Regions from separate parts of the Homo sapiens genome. Here all the other regions are linked to region 1. The links are chromatin contacts, found by Hi-C or POLR2A ChIA-PET in ENCODE. All regions are on one chromosome and are shown on one strand. The core of a region is the stretch at or near the end of the contact, and the rest is flanking DNA. Distances in the headings are between cores, read along the strand shown.

Evidence for each region. A loop is a pair of places that touch in the nucleus more often than their neighbours do. ChIA-PET counts read pairs that join two places held with the same protein, here RNA polymerase II (POLR2A). Pooled maps may share reads with other maps.
Region 2: a loop to region 1 is called in a map of naive thymus-derived CD4-positive, alpha-beta T cell, with 7 times the contacts of the local background. The contact joins the enhancer-like site here to the promoter of PRPF40A in region 1. A Hi-C loop is called at or near these places in 2 of 168 maps with a recorded cell type or tissue (CD4-positive, alpha-beta memory T cell and naive thymus-derived CD4-positive, alpha-beta T cell) and 7 of 50 pooled maps. POLR2A ChIA-PET finds 5 or more read pairs at or near these places in 1 of 52 experiments (naive thymus-derived CD8-positive, alpha-beta T cell).
Region 3: a loop to region 1 is called in a map of CD8-positive, alpha-beta T cell, with 10 times the contacts of the local background. The contact joins the promoter of MARCHF7 here to the promoter of PRPF40A in region 1. A Hi-C loop is called at or near these places in 5 of 168 maps with a recorded cell type or tissue (B cell, CD4-positive, alpha-beta T cell, CD4-positive, alpha-beta memory T cell and 2 more), 2 of 37 single-sample maps with no recorded cell type and 11 of 50 pooled maps. POLR2A ChIA-PET finds 5 or more read pairs at or near these places in 3 of 52 experiments (B cell, CD8-positive, alpha-beta memory T cell and OCI-LY7).
Region 4: a map of CD8-positive, alpha-beta T cell shows a loop between it and region 1 (5-fold over the local background). The contact joins the promoter of ACVR1 here to the promoter of PRPF40A in region 1. A Hi-C loop is called at or near these places in 2 of 168 maps with a recorded cell type or tissue (CD8-positive, alpha-beta T cell and naive thymus-derived CD4-positive, alpha-beta T cell) and 5 of 50 pooled maps.
Region 5: a map of B cell shows a loop between it and region 1 (11-fold over the local background). The contact joins the promoter of LY75 here to the promoter of PRPF40A in region 1. A Hi-C loop is called at or near these places in 3 of 168 maps with a recorded cell type or tissue (B cell, CD4-positive, alpha-beta T cell and naive thymus-derived CD4-positive, alpha-beta T cell) and 8 of 50 pooled maps. POLR2A ChIA-PET finds 5 or more read pairs at or near these places in 1 of 52 experiments (GM12878).
Region 6: a loop to region 1 is called in a map with no recorded cell type, with 11 times the contacts of the local background. The contact joins the promoter of IFIH1 here to the promoter of PRPF40A in region 1. A Hi-C loop is called at or near these places in 1 of 37 single-sample maps with no recorded cell type and 2 of 50 pooled maps. POLR2A ChIA-PET finds 5 or more read pairs at or near these places in 3 of 52 experiments (CD4-positive, alpha-beta T cell, GM12878 and activated T-cell).

Annotation. Positions count from the first base shown.
Region 1 is chr2:152,715,019-152,718,946 of GRCh38, reverse strand. It overlaps PRPF40A (pre-mRNA processing factor 40A), which reads left to right and starts at 1,486. Exons shown (of 26, transcript NM_001365597.4): 1 at 1,486-1,717; 2 at 2,821-2,952. The coding sequence starts at 1,508. ARL6IP6 (ARF like GTPase 6 interacting protein 6) reads right to left here and starts at 327. Exons shown (of 4, transcript NM_152522.7): 1 at 1-327. The coding sequence starts at 322. RefSeq lists enhancers at 157-356, 587-676, 697-766, 233-938, 1,487-1,786 and 2 more and a silencer at 987-1,086.
Region 2 is chr2:157,896,660-157,900,320 of GRCh38, reverse strand. All of the region lies in intron 1 of LOC105373714 (a long non-coding RNA gene), which reads right to left. Among named protein-coding and RNA genes, the nearest start is that of ACVR1, 22 kb to the right of the region's middle. Within about 2 kb of position 1,605, at least 6 of the 41 ENCODE cell types and tissues checked have a DNase peak (open chromatin) inside an H3K27ac peak, as active enhancers do.
Region 3 is chr2:159,711,091-159,714,623 of GRCh38, reverse strand. MARCHF7 (membrane associated ring-CH-type finger 7) reads right to left here and starts at 2,118. Exons shown (of 12, transcript NM_001282805.2): 1 at 2,018-2,118; 2 at 26-67. It also overlaps a transcript of BAZ2B not described here. RefSeq lists silencers at 1,520-1,639, 2,160-2,669 and enhancers at 1,830-2,109, 1,877-2,543.
Region 4 is chr2:157,874,177-157,877,590 of GRCh38, reverse strand. It overlaps ACVR1 (activin A receptor type 1), which reads left to right and starts at 1,261. Exons shown (of 11, transcript NM_001111067.4): 1 at 1,261-1,795. It overlaps LOC105373714 (a long non-coding RNA gene), which reads right to left and starts at 1,007. Exons shown (of 2, transcript XR_923518.3): 1 at 875-1,007. RefSeq lists silencers at 700-889, 910-1,149, 1,210-1,429, 1,440-1,489, 1,580-1,789 and an enhancer at 1,020-1,314.
Region 5 is chr2:159,902,679-159,906,646 of GRCh38, reverse strand. It overlaps LY75 (lymphocyte antigen 75), which reads left to right and starts at 1,891. Exons shown (of 35, transcript NM_002349.4): 1 at 1,891-2,058. The coding sequence starts at 1,965. LY75-CD302 (LY75-CD302 readthrough) reads left to right here and starts at 1,891. Exons shown (of 38, transcript NM_001198760.1): 1 at 1,891-2,058. The coding sequence starts at 1,965. RefSeq lists silencers at 1,689-1,930, 1,700-2,159 and enhancers at 2,340-2,419, 2,560-2,609, 2,830-2,879, 2,930-2,979.
Region 6 is chr2:162,316,940-162,320,437 of GRCh38, reverse strand. IFIH1 (interferon induced with helicase C domain 1) reads left to right here and starts at 1,754. Exons shown (of 16, transcript NM_022168.4): 1 at 1,754-2,583. The coding sequence starts at 2,131. It also overlaps a transcript of GCA not described here. RefSeq lists enhancers at 522-1,721, 1,290-1,839 and a silencer at 1,870-1,959.

The DNA of each region.
Region 1 (3,928 bases), core at 237-2,736:
CCTGGACCGGCCACCGCCGAGGCTGGGCTCTGCTGCCCGCGGCCGCGGGAAAGATACCATTGCGCTTATCGGGCAGAACGGGCGACCCGTTCCCGTCCGGCGGGAGCACCGAGCGCTTTCTGGGCTCTGACCACGCCCCAGCCGAGAACTCCGCCCGCAGGTCGCGGGCCACTTGGTCGCATCCCTCCTCCTCGTCGACTTCGCCTTCACCCCAGCTGTCCCCCTGAGTAAAGGAGGAATACGATGGCCGAGCCACAGGGCCCGGGGTGCCGGGACCGCGGCGCCGCAGAGCCGACCGCCACCCGCTCTCAGCAAACGACATGGCGCGAAACACAACGAAACCCGCGGAGAACGAGCCTCTCCCACCTGCCCCGCCCCGGGTCCGCAACAGCCAATCCGCGGCAGTGGCCGCTACCACCAGGCCTCAGAGCCCAGGGGTAAACCACGGAGAGCAAGGGTGGGCGGCGGGTTGCAAAGGAAGCCGCAGGGCCAAAGGAGAGGCGGAATGCGCTTCGACCAGAGCTCGACCCCAGGGCTGTAGCCGGAAAGGGGAGCAGGAAAGCGCGCAGGGAGAAGCGAGCGGAGGCCGAAGGCTGTCGAGTATCCACTCCCTGCGGGGCTTCGTCCCGGCCGGAGACCTCCGCCACCCCCGCGTCACCAACGGGAGCGCGCGCCCCGACAGCCCCAAAGCCTCATCTTTTCGACGCCGGGTCCTAGCGCCCGCTCGCGCCCTCGGAGACACATTCCCGAACCTATTTGTCTTCTCCCTTCTTCCCCACTACGCTCACACTCTTCTCCAGGTTCCCCCATTAAGGGCACCTCTCTACCTGGCGCTCTCGCGGTTCCTTAACTGCTCACCCCCATCTCCCTTTAGTGTGGTTCTCCCCACCCGTACTACAACTTCCCTCCCGCTACTCGACACGCCTCCTTCCCCAGGCGCGCGCTCTCCACCTGGTGCGTACGGAGATCGAACCCTCTCCTCCGAACCCCTCCTTTCGCCTTCCCCGCCTCCTCCCCTCCGCCTCGAGCACCGCGCGCGCGCATTCGGTCCCAGCCACCGCTAACACTACAGGCTGCTTACCCCCGCCCCCTCCACCCTACCCCTGGCGGCCTCAGGTTTGTGGGGCGTACGTAACTCGGGCGGGGAGGGTGAAGGTGGCAGACCCCCACTGCCCCACCCCCTACGGGGTGAGGCGGTCTAAGCTCGGGAAGCTGGGACACTGTTGTCTTCCCTTCCCCTGGGGAAGTTGGTAGAGTTTTCCCGACGGAGGACTCGGCGCAGAAACTTCCTCCGTCCTCCTCCTCCCCCCCCCCCATGCAGGCGACGCCGAGTGAGGCTGAGGCTGGGGGCGAATCGCCGCAGAGCTGCGTGTCGGCGGCGCATTCTGATTGGACAGCGGGGAAGCCCGTCAGCCTGTTGGCCCCGCTGATCCCGCCCCGTAGCGCAGGGCAGCCTTTAACCTTTAGCCCCAGTGGGCGCCAGCCACTCAGATCGCTTCTTGTTGGTATGTGTAGCGGCAGTGGCCGCCGGCGGAGCAGTCTGAGCCCGACGATGAGGCCGGGGACGGGAGCTGAGCGTGGAGGCCTCATGGTGAGTGAAATGGAGAGCCATCCTCCCTCGCAGGGTCCTGGGGACGGGGAGCGGAGATTGTCCGGCTCAAGCCTCTGCTCCGGCTCTTGGGTCTCTGCTGACGGCTTCCTGAGGAGACGGCCCTCGGTAAGGGATCAGTGGGGCAGGGGGAAGGCGGCACAATGAAAAACGGAGTGAGAAACAGGAAGCTTTCTCCGAAAGGAGAAGAAGATAAGAGTGGACGAAGGAAGAACTCGAGATGGTGGGATATGTTCTGAGGGAGAGAAGTGGAGGGTGGAAATGCACAAAGAGAAGGATGTGAGACCCTGGAAGTTCCCCGTGGGCTTGGCCTAGACAGATGCGTGGTGAAGGTGCTGGCTCTTGGGCGGGGTGAGCGTCTTGGAGCTTTAGGCCCGATTTTAGCTGGGAGGGGGAGGCAGGGGCTTGATACTGTAAGACTTTAACAGCGGCTGCCAAAATTTGTTTTCATTAGTCGTCGGGGTGGTCTGCAGGGGGAACTGTTGGGACAATTGGCAGGAGATAATTAGGTGGTTTTAATTTAAAACATAGAACAATGGACTCATCGGTAAAGAAAGTAGTTGTCTTTTTAAACTGCGTTAAAAAGGATGAATTAGTTGTTTGCATTTAGTGTCCGTGAGTGACAGAACCTCAGTCTTTGAAAATGTATTTTTGGCAGAAGGAATTTTACCTGTCTTAAAGGTTATGTTAGGAAATAAGTTTGTTAGGAGTGAATTGTGCCTGGGTAGCCATACTGTTTGTGTTTTGTAAGACCGACTCTCACCTGAGTTAATTGGATAGAGCATTTTAAAGTTTAAAATCAGTAGTGTTATAAAATAACAATAGCTGGCTATCTTTTATATCTGCATGAAATAGGAGAGTTGTTGTTTTCACCATAACAGTTTTAAAATTAGTATTCAATGTGTATCCTCCAAGCTTAGCAAGCCAATTAGTAGCTGGTTAAGTCAGTGCTTAAAAAAAAGAGAGAGAAAACCTATGATCCAGCGGTCCAGGATTCATCTTAACTTTTCCCATTTTTTTACGGAATTTGCAAGCTCGTTTTAAATACTAGCAGAATGCGTTTTGTTTGAAACAAGGTATAGACTAATCCAATGATGTTATTACACATAAGCTTAATATTATGTCGCTTCAGATAACTGATCTGTTGAAATGAGATTTTTGAGAAGCATTTAGTATTATTTGCTCATTTAAAAATGTTCACTGTTTTTCAGATGGGGCACCCTGGCATGCATTATGCCCCAATGGGAATGCACCCTATGGGTCAGAGAGCGAATATGCCTCCTGTACCTCATGGAATGATGCCGCAGATGATGCCCCCTATGGGAGGGCCACCAATGGGACAAGTAAGACTGTTTTTGTTTTATTTTGCATTTATTTATTTGTTTTTGCCTCAGGTATTCTATCAAGATTTCAGAATCTAGGTCAGTAGTTATAGCTGTTTAATGATTAGTTTATGCCCGAATAATTTCAAATAAGCCAAATGTTAAATCATGACTGTAACGGAAATTTGAATAATGGAAAAGTCTTCTGAGAAATTTAAATAATGAAAAAGTCTTCTGAGAAATTTACTGATGACCTCAAAACTAAGAATTTTTTTCTTTATTATTTAAAAGTAAAGTGTGGATCCAGGCTTTTATTTTTAATGATTATTTTTTCAAGAATGCCAATTGAAGTTGATGGTCTAAGTAAATATTATCTGATACAGCAACATAACTGATTTTGGTAGACCATGTAAATAAATAGAATCTGAAAATAGCTATTGTTTTGGTTTAGAGCGAATTTTATTCCTGAAATATCTTCCTCTTTGTGTGTTGGAGGAGGGTGAGGGAGGGTGGGGAGTTTGTGCTCTATAATTCTGATTCTTCATAGGACAGTGCCAATAGGTAGTTCATTTTCCACTTATACTATTTTTTTTTAATGCTTGTTGCTTCTACACTCCTGCTTATGAGCTGTCCCTTCCATCTCTAGCATAAATTGTAAATGGACATTTTGTAGGAGTGATTTGGATCAAAAGGTTTTAATGCTGATTCAGTGATTTCGGTAGAACTGAGTTTCTAGAGAAGCATCCAAGAAAGGTAACAGGTTCAGTTACCATGAGTAATTTTGTGCTTCATGTTAAGTTCTATAATAGATCTTTAGGTGGCTGGGTTATTTCCATTTGAGTATTTCCATAAATCATCAAAAATTTAGGCTAACAAAATATTTTGGAAGCCAATTTCATGTGATCTTTTGCTAATTAGTACTGTTTGATAATTGTTTAAGCTTTCATGGTTAAAGTTATTGGTGAAATTGCAGTGGGAAAAGGAGCTTGCTATGTGT
Region 2 (3,661 bases), core at 356-2,855, 5.2 Mb before region 1:
TAGTCTCTTTTCTCCTTAGGCTATTTTGAGTTGGGCTACTGTTAATTGCAGAGAAAAGATCCTAAGAGGTTTTTTGTTGTTGTTGTTTTAATTATAGTTATGAATTCTGAGTAAACCACACCTTACTTCCTGTAACTATTATATGCACCCATGAAAGGTAAACACTTTAAAAAAAAAATAGGGCCGGGTGCAGTGGCTCATGCCTGTAATTTCAGCACTTTGGGAGGCCGAGGTGGGCAGATCACGAGGTCAAGAGATCGAGACCATCCTGGCCAAAATGGTGAAACCCTGTCTCTACTAAAAATACAAAAATTAGCTGGGCATTGTGGCATGTGCCTGTAGTCCCAGCTACTTGGGAGGCTGAGGTAGGAGAATTGCTTGAACCTGGGAGGTGGAGGTTGCAGTGAGCCGGGATTGCGCATCTGTACTCCAGCCTGGTAACACAGAGAGGTTCTGTCTCAAAAAAAAGAAAGAAAGAAAAAAAAAAGAAATGCTGAGGGACAAATATAACCCGAAACATAACCATAAAACCTTTGGAAACTTAAACGAGAAACAAACTCTGAGTACACTTGTCTCAAGTCTACCTTTAAGCCATCCTCTACAGCCCTTGCACTCCAGTCCTCTTCTTTTGTCCATGCAAACATGGTGACCAATGAGATTCTTCACTGTTTACAATGGTGTGCTCCACTATCATCCCCTGGTTTTTCCATGTGGCAAACTCCGTAACTGGAAACCCTTTCTATTCTAGCTGTTTAGTACATAACTCCTAAAGTTCTCTCTTCTCGTCAGCTTTAAATGACTTCATGGTTGGTTTTGCTTTTATTTTTCTCTGAGGTTTCAATGTACAATTCCAGGAACTAGCTATCTCTATCAACCTGAAACTGTGCCTGGGTTCTACGTTGATAATTTTTTACTAAGCCACAGGGACCATCTGGTCTAAGGTCATGACTCTGTTTGCCATTTGTGCAGCTGCCTGCACATCTGTAGGTTCCGATGCATTCTTTTATTATTGTCTGCTTTCTATTGCATGTTGTCAAAGGCCTGGGGACTGCATCTGTTTGAATTTTGTCTGTAGGGCTCCGAACATAGAGCAGTGTGTGGTTGGGAACACAGAAAACATTACTTTCAGCAAACTGGATTCATAAAGAGTCATGATGAATGGAAATGATGAGGGAGATTTGAGCCCAGGAATAGGGACTGGGTTTCCTATTTACCTCCTCACTAACAATGATGCTTTTAAATGTTCTCGCTCTGAACAACTTTATCAATGCTTTGAGCTGAGACCCACTCACATAATGATTATTTCCTTGTAAGTACTTATTATTTAGTTGAGTTAGCTCTTTCAATATGAAGTTTTTATACTGGTTTTTAGAATTGTTCACCATACATTCTCTTTAACATGTATTCTCTTAGTCTCTCTTTCTGTCTCTGTCTCTCTCTACACACACACACACACACACACACAAACACACACACACGTTCATTTGAACTCAGGTTTTAATGCTGGGTCTATACTTGGCCAACATCTTCAAGGTCACTAATGTTACTTCTTGCCTCTGCTGTGTGGGAGCCAGAGTGTGAGTCATCAGGGTGAATAATGCCTCTGTGATACTACCAGATTGTGTTTGTCTCCACTTCAAAGCTCTTAGTTTTAACAGAATAGTATTTCTCCATCCCGCCCACCCAAACAGCAGTCTAGATGGCTGAGAGGCAACAGTTATATGAACAGTAGTATCATTTCCATAGGATGGGCTACTCCCCACCCGACCCATATTCCTCAAAAAACCTGCAGGACCCTTTATAGAAGTTCTCAGGCAACATTCTAGTCAGGTTTTGTTGACTAGAGATTACAGCTCATCACCTCTTTTTTTTTTCTTCTTTCCTTCCTCCTTCCTTCCTTCCTTCCTCTCTCTCCCCCTTCCCTTCCTCTCTCCTTTCCCTTCCCTTTCCCTTTCCATTTTTGAGAGGGAGTCTCACTCTGTCACCCAGGCTGGAGTGCAGTGGCGCAATCTTGGCTCACCGTAACCTCCGCCTCCCGGGTTCAAGCGATTCTCCTGCCTCAGCCTCCCGAGTAGCTGGGATTACTGGCGCTACCACCACACCCGACTAATTTTTTTGTATTTTGAGTACAGATGGGGTTTCACCATGTTACCCAGGATGGTCTCAATCTCCTGACCTCATGATCCACCAGCCTCGGCCTCCTAAAGTGCTGGGATTACAGACATGAGCCACTGTGCCTGGCCTCCTTCCTTCCTTTTCTTTCCATTCTTTTTTTGCCTCACATAGGTCTATAAATCTGCCATTTCTGATCCATCTTCAGTGATCTTTTTTTTTTCATAGTTCACTGCAACCTCGAACTCCTGGGTCCAAGCAATCCTCCCATCTCAGCCTCCCAAGTAGCTTGAACTACAAGTGTGCACCACGGCACCTGTTTTTCAGTTACTGCTCTTCCCTTTAATCTTTCACTTTCTTTTTCATTCACCAAAGACTTTATGACTGAGTTTGTCAAAAAAAAAAAAAAAAAAAAAGAGAAGCAGTGAAAGGAAGAACAGAAGAAAGGAAGCAAGCAAGCAAGCAAGCAAGCAAGCAAGCAAGCAAGCAAGCAAGCAAGCCAGACAGACAGAAAGAGAAAGACCAGACATGGTGGCTCATGCCTGCAAGCCCAGCACTTTGAGAGGCTGAGGCAGGCAGATTGGTTGAGTCCAGGAGCTCAAGACCAGCCTGGGCAATGTGGTGAAACCCCGTCTCTACAAAAAATACAAAAATCAGTTGGGCATGGTGCACATGTAGTCCCAGCTACTCAGAAGGCTGAGGTGGGAGGATTGCTTGAGCCCGGGAGGTTGAGGCTGCAGTGGGCTATGATCATACCACTGCACTCTAGCCTAGGCAACAGAGCAAGACCTTCTCTCAAAAACAAAAACAAACCAAAAAAAGTCTTTAAACCCAAGAATCAACTCCCACTTCCACAGCCTCCTTGTGGCTCCTCTCACAGGAACACTTTATTTTAAAAGTCATGTGACTCTGGTGAGACTACAGTGCAGAGTGGCCATGATGGAAAGAATAATGGTGGAACTGCTACCATTGAGCACCTAATCACAGTGCCAGCTGGTTTACACACCTATTTCAGTAACTCCCCAAAACTGAAGTAAGCCTTATTATCTTTTTTACCCATGAGTAGAGTGAGGTTCAGAGATACTCAATAACTTGCCCAAGATCATAGCCATTAAGCAGAAAGGAGGAAAATAACCAACTCTGTACGGTGACGAGATTCATGCTTTTTTTGGTCAGGGGAGGGGGGCTCAGTTGCTTGGTGAGAGAGGAGATATTAACCTGTCTAGACTTCCTAGTTTTTCTATGTCCTGCCTTTCTTGCTGCGAATTTATGGGATAACTTGAGAATATAATTTTCTCTGATCATTCCTATGTCACTTCCCAAAGCATTTCTCATTGTCGTCAATGGTATCTGGGTATATTTCCCCATACTCATGAATAACATACCTTAGAAATTTTGCCAGTCCTCATTCGTGTCCTACACGTGTTAATCAAATGTCTTCTAGGCCTAGGGTAATGGTGTATAATCTATCATCCAAACTGGGACACTTTTGAGATGAAAAAGAGTGCTATTAATAATTATGCTGGGCACACTGGGATGTATGGCCACC
Region 3 (3,533 bases), core at 869-3,368, 7.0 Mb before region 1:
TCTTTTATGTCGGGCTCTAACTTACCATTCAATGTATGTTTCAGCTACAGGAACAAATCATGAATTCCTAAAACAAACCATAATATCATGACTTTGCAGTTTCTTTATCAAAGTCCTAGTGAGCCTTCACATCTTAGTTCAGGCAATAAATAAATAAATCCTGTAAAATTTCCAAGATTAAGCACCCCTCCCCTATGCTCCCACAGAACCACTGTACAGTCATATTAAGATAATAATAGTTGTTTATACATTAGTCTGATGACTAAACAGTGAGTTGTGGAGGGCAGATGCCATGTCAAGCTCATTCTTGTAATGTGAAGCTCTCCATAATTTGTAATTTGACTACAACAAATTACAAATTATCTAAAAAAGTTTTAAGATATTTGACAGATTTTGCATTATAAAATTATTTTCCTACAATAAAATGTCAAAATGTAGACGATTCTTGAACATAGAGCAGATAAAAGAGTTGTGTAAGGTGGGTATGGAGCGGACTAAAAATTGGCTACATGAGAGTCATGGATGACTTTTGTGTCCAAGTTCGTTACCTGACACCTTCATGTAGAACATAACCTGGGCATCCTCGTGCTTTATCTGGGAAAATAGCCCTCTTCCAGGTGGCAGAAAAAAGAAATCATTTGTACTTGAATAAGTAGGAATTCTTAATTCAAGACACCTGACCCAGCACTAAACTTGGAAAAAAACCAAGACTAGTATTATGTCCCCTAGTGACTGCTTCACACACCACCTCAGCAAATTTAATCCTCTCTAGAAATTAACTGCCATGTTTCTGAGACAATCTCGTGAACTTAAATAACTATGGCAAAAATCAAGACTCAAACCCAGGTCTTCTGAGTCTGGTGCTACTGCCTCATGCACCAGTCCTGTCTCCCAAAATGCTGTAGAGCTGTTAAATAAAAATATTATACTGACCTCATTTCTCAAACAAACTTTTTGCTACCTCAAGTAAAAGATCTAGTTACACTACATGTGTGCCTTCTTAATAACTGTATACTATTGGATTTTTAAATCGAAAATTCATCTTTAATCCTACATCTTGGTTCTGGACAGAAAGGTGGAGATTTAAAATAACATGTAATCAGAAAAATAGCTAATCAATCCTACAAAATGGGGGAGAAAACCTCGCCAAATTTCAGTTTTCACACATTTAACTAATAGTAACAAACAACATTAGTCGTGACGAATTTATTACCCAGATAGACTTTCCCAATATATTTACTTTGGTACTTGAGAAAAAGTATTAAGTGCAGCATTTTGGGGTGAGGGGGTGGACACACATCTTCAATACGCAGTTTCACCAAAATGAGGGAGTTTCCTACTCCCGGCGCCTTCTATATTTTTACTTCTTAGGCCAACAGGTCCATTTTTAATACAATCACCTACTTCGAGTTGCAGAACCCACAATTCACCACAACACAAAAATAACTCTCAGGGCGTCACGATATTCAAAAACTGACGTTACCAATAAGACAATCTTGGCCGAATCTAAGGGGCTACCGAAGTCACTTCGACTCGAGGCCGGGCTGGCCGAGCCGGAGCCCTGCCCGCCTTTGCCCCGCGCTCACCGGCGAGCTCACGCGCGACACCCGCGGCCCGCAGGGCTCCGAAGACCCCCCGCCCCACGGCCCAAGAGGAGGCCGCCCCGCGCCAAAGGAGGGCTCAGGCTTCTTCCCGTCACCCGCCACACGTCCCTGAGGAAGACACACAATCTGTCCCCTGCACCCGCCACAAACTCCACCACCCGACCAAAGGCCCCTGGCAAGGGAGGCCTGCGCTGTGGCCCCTTGGCCCCGGTGGCCCCGGACCAAGCTTCTCCACCTCATCCTGAGAGGAAGCGGCCTCCGCGTCCCCAGGCCTCTTCGTTTCCTCCCCTCCCCCACTCGCGGCCTGGTCCCGAACTAGCGCCCAAGACGGAGAAGAACTAGCTCCGCAGCTCATTACCCCGGCTCCTGAGCCGGCACCGACCAGTGCGCGTCCCACTCGCAGCAACACGCACCGCCGCCTTTCTCCTTGGAGTTCTAGGCCCGTGACTGAGGAAATGCAGTCGGCAGCGAAGCACAATGGCGCCCGCCCCTCTCCCGGATCCGGCGCAGAACCAGCCACCACCGTTAAGTGCCCCTCCCTGCTCCTCCTCCCCCCACTTCGCGGACTTCCTGGCTTCTCGCGAGAGTGGCGGCGCGGCGGGGACCGAGAGCTGCGGGCGGGCTGGAGGTACCCCACCGCGGGGTGGTGCTCTGACTGCGGGAACCGTTGAAGAGCTGCCCCCGGGGAGTCAGCGAGGCGCCACTGGTAAGCGGCAGCGGCTGGCTGGCCGGCGTGCCGGCAGCTGGGCTGGCGAGTGTGCGGGCGCCGGGCGCTGGAGGCCCGGGCCGGGGCGGTCCCCGCCCGTCTATAGTCTCTGAGCCAGCCCCTTCCCTCCCGGGCGCCGGGTCCCCGCCCACAGGCCCACCTGCAGGGCCCCGTGCTCGAAATAACGCCCAGCTGGTTGGCTTTTTTTTTTTTTTTTTTTCTTTTTCTGGCTCTTGGTAAGTGGCGCAGTGAATGTTGAATTGAATCAAGCACTGCCTTTTCCGACCTACCCCTCCCCGCTTGCTTCCCTGCCCGCCCTGTGTGATCTAACTGCAAGCCCTTTCCCTTAAGAGTTGGAGCCTGTTTGTCCAACCTTGTGATCATTTCCTTGTGGTAAGAATCTTGGTAAATGATGGTGATCATGTCTTTTAAAATCGTGATAGTAACCTTTAATAGCGTAGCCATCGATTTTGCAGTAAACAAATTCACCTATTTAGAAAGAGGGAGGAAAATTGTGAGGTGAATGGTCTGGTGAATATTAGATGAAACTTTCAAAGAACTGTAAATGTGGCAAACTAAGATGTAAATGAGTACTAATAAATAAAAGGGAGTAGGTTAGGGAAAAGCTACATCTAACTATGTGTAAATATTTAGATGATATGTTGATTTGGAATAATGAATCAAAAGTTTTTTAATGGAAAAGATCAGTTATTGAAACTTGGAAGAATACTGAAAGGCACTTGATTTTTTTTAATGACCTATTTTGTTAAGGTATTAAAAGCAATCCTTTGGATCCAAATAATTCCAATAAATGAAACACAGTGTTTCTACGTGTTTGTCATTACATCGGAAGGGAATGGAGTATCAGTCACTATCATCCTTATTTTATTGTCTTGGGGACTAACAGACTGTACATGTTTCACTATGATAAATTCTAAAATACTATAAATTTTAAAGACTTAAAGGTATTTTAAGTTGGCATGTAAGTGCCAATCTAACTTTTAGGATATGAAATGAAAATAAGCATCTGGTATGGGATAAAGTGAACAGAGATTACTTTTGAGGAAATTAATTTGCCCTTTAAAGAAAAATAATTCTTTTCCAGCCTGTTCGAGTGCCCCTGCAGCATTGTGGTTATAGATACACGGATGTATACACCCTGAAGAACCAGACTATATGGCTTCAAATTCCACCCCTGCCTCTTACTACCTTTGTTATCTCAA
Region 4 (3,414 bases), core at 12-2,511, 5.2 Mb before region 1:
TGCCTTGATTGGTACTGAACTTGCCTCTCCTGCTCCTCACCAATCATACAGGTACAAAGCTCTCTTTATGAAAAAAATGCTCCCACCTACTCCATCCTTTTGCTTACAGCTGGGGATTCTAGTTTTTTCACGTATATATGCCTTGTATTTCTAATTAGATTGTAAACTCCCAACCTGCAGGGACCAGATCTTCCATTTCCTTTGCAACCTTTTGCAGTACTGCAGTCACCCAATAAATGCCCTCTGCATGAATGAACCTGTAGAGATAAAAATACTTTATGGCATTCCCATTTATAGGTTTCATGTTTTTATTCTGCTTTGTGATAGGACTGTACATTATAAGCTTCTAGAGGGCAGAGAAAATGGCTTAGTGCTTTCCTTTACACTCAGCAGGAACCATGCAAAATTTGATCCTTGCATGCCTTTTTGATGCTCTGGGTAATATTAGCACACTGGGGTGTTTTTGTGTATCTAAGGACCGAGGTTATCAGACTCTCTGCAGCGGAGAATGTTCCTGCATTTCCACTGTAAGCTCCCATGGCGCCTAGGACAGGGCTAGATCACTGCAGAAGCCCCTCCATGCTTATTTCTGTTACTAAGGAAGCCAAAGGCGAACATGGCAAGCTCTGTCATAACCCTAGACCTTGCAAGGAAATGAGCAAAGTGGAAGGGGATCTGAAGGCAGGTCAGAGATGGCCTGGATGAGAATGCTAAGGCTTCTCTCTGAGAATCCAGCCCAAGTCTGACATGCAGGGCTCGAGTAGGTGGCCGCCCGCAGTCGCCGGGCCCGGGATGCCCGCCCGTCCGCCCGCCTGCCCCGCGCGCCCTCGGGAGCTGTCCAGACGGCCCCGCCCGCGCCTACCTGGGCACTCACCCGTGCCGCGCGGCCTCTTCTCCTCCCACCCCGGCCACAGGAGCCCAGCTCGGGCCTGCCCCGCCGCCTCCGAGGAGCCCCGCTGGCGGCGCGCTCATAGCTTCCACCCGGGCCAAGCGACCGGCCAGACAGCGCCAGGCGCGCCGGGGGCGGCGCGGTCAGGCTCGGCGGGGCTCGGCGGGCTCGCCCTCGGCCGGGCGCCTGCAGGGGGCGCGGGGACGGCCCCGCCCCGCCGCCTCCTCTCTCCCCTCCCGGCTCCCTGGATCCGCGCCGGGAGGAAATGATGTGTTGCTGCCTGGTTAATCACAGCTCCAGACACTCATTGGCCGAGCGCTCCGCAGCCACTTCCTCCTCCTCCTCCTCCCGCTCCTCCCGCTCCGGCTCCTGCTCTTTGCAGCCGCCGCCGCCGCCGCAGCCTCCCCCTCGGCGCAGGGGGAACTTTTCTACTCTCTGTGACGGTCTCCCCCGCCGCCCCCGGGGGCAAGCCCAGCTGGTCCGCCCGCCCCGCCCGCGGTCGTGCTCCCAGCCCGAGCCTCTGCGCCTCGGGAAGTTTATTCTGCCCGCCCTCCTCCCCTTCCTCCTCCTCTTCACCCCGCCTCCCCGCCCTCCCCCGGCTCTTTCCCCCGGGTGGCTGCCGCTGCCGCCGCTGCCGCTGCCAGCCTGCTCCTCGGCCAGCCGCGCCGGCCCCAGGGCCGGGAAGCTCCCGGCCCCACGCACCGCTCCGCTGCAGCCACCGCAGCCGCCGCCGCTCTGGGCCGGCCCTCGGCCCCCGGCTCCCGGCCCCGCAGAGTTCCGGGCTCCCTCGCCGGCTGCACCGCCCCGCCCCGCCCCGCGCCGCCCCGCGCCGCGCCGACCTGCAGCGCCCGGCTGCCTCGCACTCCGCCTCCCCCGGCTCAGCCCCCGGCCGCGGCGGGACCCGAGGTGAGCGCAGGTCGCCGGCCGCGCCTGCTGGAGCCGGGAGGACTGAGGGAGGAGGTAGCCTAGCGGGAGAAGAGGCAGGGATCGGGGGTGGCAGGGTGGGCGTCTGCGGTGCCTCCCCCTCGCTTTCATTCCTTTCTCCCCCAAGCTTGATCCCCTCTCCGTGGGGGAAGCAGCCGCGGAACAAAACTGTCTTGCTTTGGGCCTGAACTGCTGGTGGGATATGGGGGGTGGGGGGGCAGAGGCGTGGAGCGGGGGTCTCAGGTTTGTATTGGGGTGTGTGTGAGTGCGTGTGTGTGTGTGTGTGTGTTGTGAACTCCTTCAGGGTGTGCGACTCTGACTTGTAAATCGATCTGGCCGCGGGGCCACGGGGCTTACCTTCCTAGCTGAGCTTGTAGAGAGTAAGGAGATAGATAGGCGAATTTCCCCCACCCTCAAAATATCCATCTCTTCCAAGAGGAATTTTCTGCTGGAGAGACAGCCAATAAACTCTGCTCAACTCCCTCCCTCCCTCGGTTCTTCCTAGCTGCAGTTTCAAAAAGCTTCAAAGCCAGGAATGTGGGATTCATCTTCCGATCCCCAGAAGGCAAATGTGGTTACAGATGTTGCACGGTACTTTGCCAAGTTTAAAACCCTTCCTTCAACACTGTAACCAAAACAGTGAGGCTAGAACCTCGGGCGCACTAAGAAGAGATGTGGGCCTCTGGGGCCGCTGGATTCAGTAACTTCCGTCGGGTTCTAGACTGGCTCGGCTCTGTCCAGTTTGTGCCAGATAGTCTCCCACCCCCTCCCCACCCCTCCTTTCCCCTGGAGATTTGAACGCTGCTTGCATGGGAGAAAAGCTACTTAGAGAAGAAAACGTTCCACTTAGTAACAGAAGAAAAGTCTTGGTTAAAAAGTTGTCATGAATTTGGCTTTTGGAGAGAGGCAGCAAGGTAATACAATGGACTTGTCAATTTTATTGGGCTTTTCTTTCTTTTTTGAGGGATGTATGATAAGAGTTAGATGATGGGCAAAGGGGCCCGTTCCATACATGTTTTTACATATTTTTGAGAAGAGGCCCATGAATTGAGACATAACCCAGTGGTTTTAAAGAATCCTGTCCCAGAGATGCAGATTGCTCTGACAGCCCAAGGGAAGGCGGTGGCAAAAAATAGACACCACCTCCCTTTTCCCCAAAAAAATTCTTCCTGGAAAGGTGGTGTTAAGAAATTTCAGAGATGGGCTGATCCAAGTGGCGGGCCTTAAATGGAAACACTATAGTATGTCCTGGCACTTGTCTCTGGAGGTGGGTTGCTGGCCAGGGGCCCAGGCTTGGGCAGCCAGCAGACACTAGACTTGTGCTGACCTCAGACATCGGCCTCGCCATGCAGCTTCATAGTGTGCAGACTGCTTAAGTTTGAAATATGGGCCTCATCCATTTCACTGATGGGGACATAGGGGTCAGGAGGTTATCTTATGCCTGGATGGGACCTCGATCACTTATTTTATGATTCACTTGTTTTTATTTTCTGTCTTGGAATTTTAAAAAATGGAATTCTTTTGAAGCTGAAATCTAGGCCTTAAGTTGATGTAACTGGGTGTTGGATAATAGCATTTCTGCTATTACCCCTTATGCAGGT
Region 5 (3,968 bases), core at 642-3,141, 7.2 Mb before region 1:
CCTTTCTGCTGTCATTTCCACTGGGGCCCCCACCACAACCACTTTGATCTCTCTCACAGACACACCCCCCGCAGGGCAGCTACCCTGGACTCTGGACTGTCTTCTGACTCTGCTTGCATTTTCTGGCCTCTGCCCTGTCACTGGTTTTCTCCCACCAGCTGTGCCTGCTCAAATTCCTACCCATTCTTTAAGACCCAGCTAAGATGTTGCCTTCCCTCAACATTTGTCAGAGTTTCCCCATTCATTCTGCCCTGTGTCACTGAGTGTGCCTGTATTAGGGTTCTCTAGAGGGACAGGACTAATAGGATACATGTATATATGAAAGGGAGTTTATTAAGGAGTATTGACTCATATGATCACAAGGTGAAGTCCCACAATAGGCTGTCTGCAAGCTGAGGAACAAAGAAGCCAGTCCGAGTTCCAAAACCTCAGAAGTAGGGAAGCCAACAGTGCAGCCTTCAGTCTGTGGCCGAAGGCCAGAGATCCCCTGACAAACCACTTTTATAGGTCTAAGAGTCCAAAAGCTGAAGAACCTGGAGTCCGATGTTCGAGGGTAGGAAGCATCTAGCACGGGAGAAAGGTGAAGGCCAGGAGACTCAGCCAGTCAAGTCCTTCCAACTTCTGCCTGCTTTTATTCTAGCCATGCTGGCAGCTGATGAGATGGTGCCCACCCAGACTGAGGGCTGGTCCGCCTCTCCCAGTCCACTGTTAATCTCCTTGGCAACACCCTCACAGACACACCCAGGAACAATACTTTGCATTCGTTCATATCAATCGAGCTGACAATATTATCCATCACAGTGCCTCAGTCTCCCCAGTATTCAGGGGAGGGCAGAGATGTTGTCTTTTTGTCCTTCTGTTCCATGGCGTGCCCAGATCCTGTGATGGCAGGTGCTCACTATATCTATGGAACTGAAAGGCCAGACCCTGGGGAGAGGACAGAGCAGGTTTGGGAGCCAACTGTGAAACCTTGGCAGTGGGAGTCAGGAAGAGCAACCTAGGTCTTTGCATCCTCATGCAACAAGGATGGAGGCCACCTCAAGTACACATTATGTGCTCAGCAAAGACGAGATTTAAAAGTATAAAACATTCACATTTGAGCAACTTAGGTCATTAAGAATTTGGCCTCTTTATAATGATAGCAGTGTCCACAGGAAGAGAGTGAGTGGGACATGAAATTTCTGGTTCTGCATGCAGACTTCTACATTTCTACCAGCTAATTATTATTATCATTAAATTATTAAGCAAAGAGCTTACTCGCAAAGGTCAACTTTTTATAAAGCATAAGTCATCCTTGGAAGTGTCGTTTGGTCATTCTAGTAATTCTTGCTTTTAATTCTTTAACAACTATGGGTAGAACTGCAGTGTACCATTATTCCACCTTTGTTTGCACTGTCAAAATACCCAAGACGTTGCCAAGGACGACTGAATTCTTAGGCTTGGCCGCAGCCACCCACAGGGCAGGTGCTCACTTCCTCCTCCGGGGTAGAAGAGATCATGGGTCCCTTTCCAGTCCAGGCTGGAATGGAGAAGTCGTCCCTGACCACAGTGCGCCAGGCAGAGGCCAAGGTTCTAAACTGATAGAACCCACCCACCAGGGCGGTGCCAAGTCCCAGTAAGGGCCGCATCTCCCCAGCTTGGCTGATGAAGAGGCGGGGACCGAACCCTCCAGTGCAGGAGCCTGTCTGGTGCCTGGCTCTCCCACCGATCCGCACGTACCTCTTCCTCGCGGGTCCTACCCCACGCAGGTATCTAGCGCCCAGCCCTGTTCATTTCCCACACCTGGCCCGCTCCGCCCCGGGGCCGAGGAGACGCACGTCTGATTGGCCGAGGGCGGCGGGGGCGGGGCCGGGGCGCCCCCAGAGGCCTAGACAGAGGTGCGGGCGGGGCAGGCCGCGCTCAGCAGGCGGGGCGGGAGCCGCGTGCGCCCGAGGACCCGGCCGGAAGGCTTGCGCCAGCTCAGGATGAGGACAGGCTGGGCGACCCCTCGCCGCCCGGCGGGGCTCCTCATGCTGCTCTTCTGGTTCTTCGATCTCGCGGAGCCCTCTGGCCGCGCAGGTAACCGCGGGCACGCCAGCCCCGCAGTCCGCTGGGTGCCTCGACGCCACAGCTCTGCTGCCTTCCAGCCTGGGGCAGGGCTGCGCCCCTGGGGCAGGTCACGGCTGCTTTGCTGTTGGGGCGGGGGGGCTCTGGAGCCGGAAGAGTGAGTCGCAGGGGAGGTCTGGCAGAGGAAGCGCCCCAGTGCCCTCGGGGGCCCGGAGGAGGGCGCGGTGGATGTGGGAGGACAGGGCCCTTCTGGTGCAGAGGGGACGCGGTGCACCGTAGAGTAGGCGCACGGAGGCTTTTTTGGCCGGGTGCGCTGCTCCATCGTCGCCTCTCTTATATAATGTTGCTGGAGTATGGGGTTCCCCATCTGCCCTCTTGCGTCCCGTCCCTCCCGTTCTCGCTTTTCCTTCGGCCCTTGGTCACCTTGGCCACAGGGCCAAGAGGAGCCTCCACCCACAGCGCCAAGGATTCCCCACGATTCCCGGATTTCACTGCGCCTACGGTGCGCATCAGGAAGGAAGTCAGGTTAAATAAACCATCTCCTCCGAAAGTGACCAAGACCAAGAGTCAGCTATGATGCCCTCACCCACCGCCTAGAGCAACAAACCTTTCTTCTCATTGGTTTATCAGCTCCAAATGACCCCGCTCCCCCAAGGCTGACAGCCTCACGGTGAAGGGCAGGTCGCCTGCTTGGGGACCTGCTGCCTCTCACTGCGGAAGCAGGACCAGAAACAGACAGCCTTCATTGATGTTCAGGGTAGTGCCAGCCCCACCACACCACACCCCTTGGCAGCAACCGGTTGCTTTTACTTTCTCTTTTTGCCTGGGCGAGGGGTGTGCAGAGAACTTTGTTTCTTGGTTGGACTGCATCATGGGCACTCAATGGGCCACCCTCCACCGGCCACTTCTGTTATCGTGCCTGTATGAGGAAGGAAAAGATTGTCCAGGCAGTTTGAAAAACATTAAATTGTTGGTGGCTCTTATTTTCTTTGCAGCTAAGCTAAGTTACCATCTGGTTTAGACTTCCTTCGGAGAGCGATGGGAAGAGATTTCTCAGAGTGTGAATGGCATCATCCTATCTACAGCAAGGACCTGGAAATGAACCCTGCTCTGAGTCACACTTCTCTATTCTCCTTTGACCCTGTGTGCTAGGAACTACCAAAAGAATCCTTTAAAATAAGATCCTTTATTGCCTTGATAATTTATTCTGCCTGCCCCACAATCCAAGGTGGAAAAGTTCACTGCAGCAACTAACTACAGTGAAAATGCACTAACTTTTCAATCACTAACCTCTTGGTTCCCATCGACATCTGCTTCAGTCCTGTTTTTATCTCCTTCACAAATTTCAGGATTTCCCTAATTCTTGCAATCTCTGCAATCACTGCCCTTTATCACTGACCCAAAGCAAAAAGCACCAGGTTTAACTCTGTTCCCCCTGTGCTAGGTCCCCACAGGTTTTGTTATCCTGTATCCTTCCTTACTCCTAGCAGCTACTCTGATCGATTTTCTCTCACCCTCAGAGCAGACTTGTGGCCTTGTTTGGGGAAGCACTGGAATTTTGAACCCCCAGCCATTTGGGTCAATTGTTTGGCAAGAGTGTCCGCTTCATGATGCTGGTGATGGCATGCACCTCGTCACATGTGCACGGCTAGGCTTGTGCAGGTGGCCTCTATTACCCAAACACTGAAGGAGCCCCTCTGTGTCCTTGGAGAGATGCCAGGTGCTTAGTTTACATTTTTGCCTGCTTGGAGAGCTAACAGCTTGAAGTAAACCAATCCATCAGGGACTCCTGAGGTTTTCACCAGCCAACACCACCCAATCGTGCGTGAAGACTTTCTGACTCCCTGGACATTGCCATGGACTCAACTGTCACTTCAGGACCTGTTTTTGAACTAACAAACCTAGACTTCTGATTCTCTCTT
Region 6 (3,498 bases), core at 505-3,004, 9.6 Mb before region 1:
TTAGTTTGTGCTTTAACATGTTGAATAAAACCCACTGGCAGCTGGGGGATAGGAGTATGTTTTTGCAACAGCCTTAAAAGATATTTTCATAGACCCAATACTTAAAATTAATAATTTGAGTGCTTTTGTAGAAACATCTAATTGGATTATCCTCTATCTGGGTACAAGGTCATCTCCCAAAATTAAGTGAAAAAGGAGTAGGGTTCTGTGAAGAAACAGAAAAGAACAGTATAAATCAGGCCTACCTGCAAGCCCAAGGTTTCATTTACTTCAACTTTCAGTGTATTTAACATTATGCCAGCTGCTATGGTCAACTCAAATACAACTCCCAGGAGAGATGTCATCAAGAGCCCACCAGTTGTGAGTAGTGTACTAGTTACTATGTAAATATATCCCTTCTTCAAGCAGCTTACAATCCTTCAGGGGTAGAAAAAGCCTTGCTACATAAGATAATTAGAGAATAAAATAAGACATGTTACCATAAAGTGCTCATTTGGATATTTTGTATGCCCCTAGTAAACACTCACCAAGACTCTGTACTTCTATTATCCTGTTCAAAGCACTATCAGGTTTTCCTGGCCTACACAGACTTTATTGAATGTACTTTGCTAACAGATTATTTTTCCTAAATATGTCTCTTTGATAACCTAAATGATCTCTCCATCCTTTATATAATTCTGGACCATGAGATTCTAGTTATGGTGCGTATGTGCCTACCACCCACAGTCACATGTGGCTACAGAATGCCTTCAGAATGAGTAGTAACCTTAAGGACTCACATTTATGTGGCTTCTGTACCAAAATGAAGCTGCCATTTTTCAGTGTGAATATGTTTTTTTTCTCTCATGACATAGACAAATGTTGATGTTTACTACAAGTTGGTACATTAGTTGCTAATTAAGTTCCTAGCTGCTCCAGCCAAAACTTGCTGTATTGAATCCAAGAAAAGAATGGCAGCTATATCAAAAATAAGTTGTTGGGGGATTTTTTTGTTTTGTTTTATTAAAGGAAAGTTGTATATTAAAGAATATAGGGAACTTACAAGCTGGGATCTAGGAAACTTTAAGTCTTGGCTTCCTTCTAAGCTGAGTTGGTGGTTCAAGTCCATCCACATCTGTTACCAGGTCCTGGTCAAAGCTGCATAAATACCAGCAATCTAAATATGAGGCAGTAAAGTTAACTGTTTATTGTTACTCACTTTTTCGAACCCACCTCCAAATTCCCAGGGAAACAAGTTAGTGTTTGGGAACCCACAGGAGGTCAGGTTTATTTTAGGAAGGACTTCCTCCTGTCTTCTCCACATCTCTGCAAAGATGTCTTCTGAGCTTCATCTCTCACCTGTCCCTCGCAGTCTCACCACCCTCAGCCAGGCCTGCCTACATTCACCAGCCGAGGGTAACTCCCTGTTCACGTCCGGGTCTGTGGCAGTTTCTGTTCACTTCCCCTTTGGAAAGTCCCAAATCACATGCTTTTATGCCCTGCACATTTTGGCCTACAAAGGACCTTATTGTTAAGGCAGAACCTGCTGGGAAAACAAAATATCCGCCGGAGGAGCTTTGCTAGAGCGTTGGTCTTGGTGTCAGAGAGAATTCGCTTTCCTTTTCTGTTTCCCGCGGTGTCCTTAACCAAAGGCCTCCTCTCTTCACCCGCCCCGACCAAAAGGTGGCGTCTCCCTGAGGAAACTCCCTCCCCGCCAGGCAGATTACGTTTACAAAGTCCTGAGAAGAGAATCGAAACAGAAACCAAAGTCAGGCAAACTCTGTAAGAACTGCCTGACAGAAAGCTGGACTCAAAGCTCCTACCCGAGTGTGCAGCAGGATCGCCCCGGTCCGGGACCCCAGGCGCACACCGCAGAGTCCAAAGTGCCGCGCCTGCCGGCCGCACCTGCCTGCCGCGGCCCCGCGCGCCGCCCCGCTGCCCACCTGCCCGCCTGCCCACCTGCCCAGGTGCGAGTGCAGCCCCGCGCGCCGGCCTGAGAGCCCTGTGGACAACCTCGTCATTGTCAGGCACAGAGCGGTAGACCCTGCTTCTCTAAGTGGGCAGCGGACAGCGGCACGCACATTTCACCTGTCCCGCAGACAACAGCACCATCTGCTTGGGAGAACCCTCTCCCTTCTCTGAGAAAGAAAGATGTCGAATGGGTATTCCACAGACGAGAATTTCCGCTATCTCATCTCGTGCTTCAGGGCCAGGGTGAAAATGTACATCCAGGTGGAGCCTGTGCTGGACTACCTGACCTTTCTGCCTGCAGAGGTGAAGGAGCAGATTCAGAGGACAGTCGCCACCTCCGGGAACATGCAGGCAGTTGAACTGCTGCTGAGCACCTTGGAGAAGGGAGTCTGGCACCTTGGTTGGACTCGGGAATTCGTGGAGGCCCTCCGGAGAACCGGCAGCCCTCTGGCCGCCCGCTACATGAACCCTGAGCTCACGGACTTGCCCTCTCCATCGTTTGAGAACGCTCATGATGAATATCTCCAACTGCTGAACCTCCTTCAGCCCACTCTGGTGGACAAGCTTCTAGTTAGAGACGTCTTGGATAAGTGCATGGAGGAGGAACTGTTGACAATTGAAGACAGAAACCGGGTAGGTGTCTGTTCAGATGGAGCTAGCCTTTTAGGCAGATTTTGCAAAGCAGGCTTCCTTGTGCGTTTGCCCCTTTCCAAATGTGCTTGACCTCTTTGGGCAAATCTAGTTTCTTCCTTTGAGAAGACAACATCTAGGCACTTTAAGACAATTTTAAAAATTTAAACACAAAAGAACTACTTTTCTAATGTTTTCACTGAAGTAAAAAGGAGTTAACTCTAGAATCGTAATGTGTATTAACAGGTAACTTTTATTGAACACTTACTATGTGCAGTTGGTATCATTTTCAAAATGTATTACTACAGTTCATGTTCAGAGTAACCCACTGAGGCTCCTAATGTTATTAACTCCATTTTACAGATGAGAAACCTGAGGCAGGTTAAATAATTTGTCCAAGGTCTCCCAGGAAAAACAGTGGCAGAGCTAAGAATTTAGCTTGTGATAGTGTTGAATGTTTTTCTTATTTAATGTAGTTCCATGGAGCAGGGGTTAGTAAACTACGGCCCATGGGCTAAATCAAGCCTGCTACTGTTTTTTTCAGGCCCACAGGCTAAGAATGGTCTTCAGATTTTTCAATTTTTAATTTTCAGTGTTCATAAAGTTTTATTGGAACACAGTCATGCTCGTTTGTTTACATATTGCTTGTGGCTGCTTTTCTACTCCAAAGGCAATTGGATGGAGACTGTGTGCCCTTAAAGCCAAAAATATTTATTATCTGGCATTTTAGAGAAAAAGTTTTCCAATCTTTGCCCTACATTACACTTTGTGCCATTTAGTCTTAGCCCAAATGGGTAAATTGCAATCACACACACACACACACACACACACACACACACACCCTTTTTCTTTAATCAAAGTTTCAACATTCTTTGAGAATCAAAATTTAGAAACAATTCATTGAAAGAATGTGTTGCT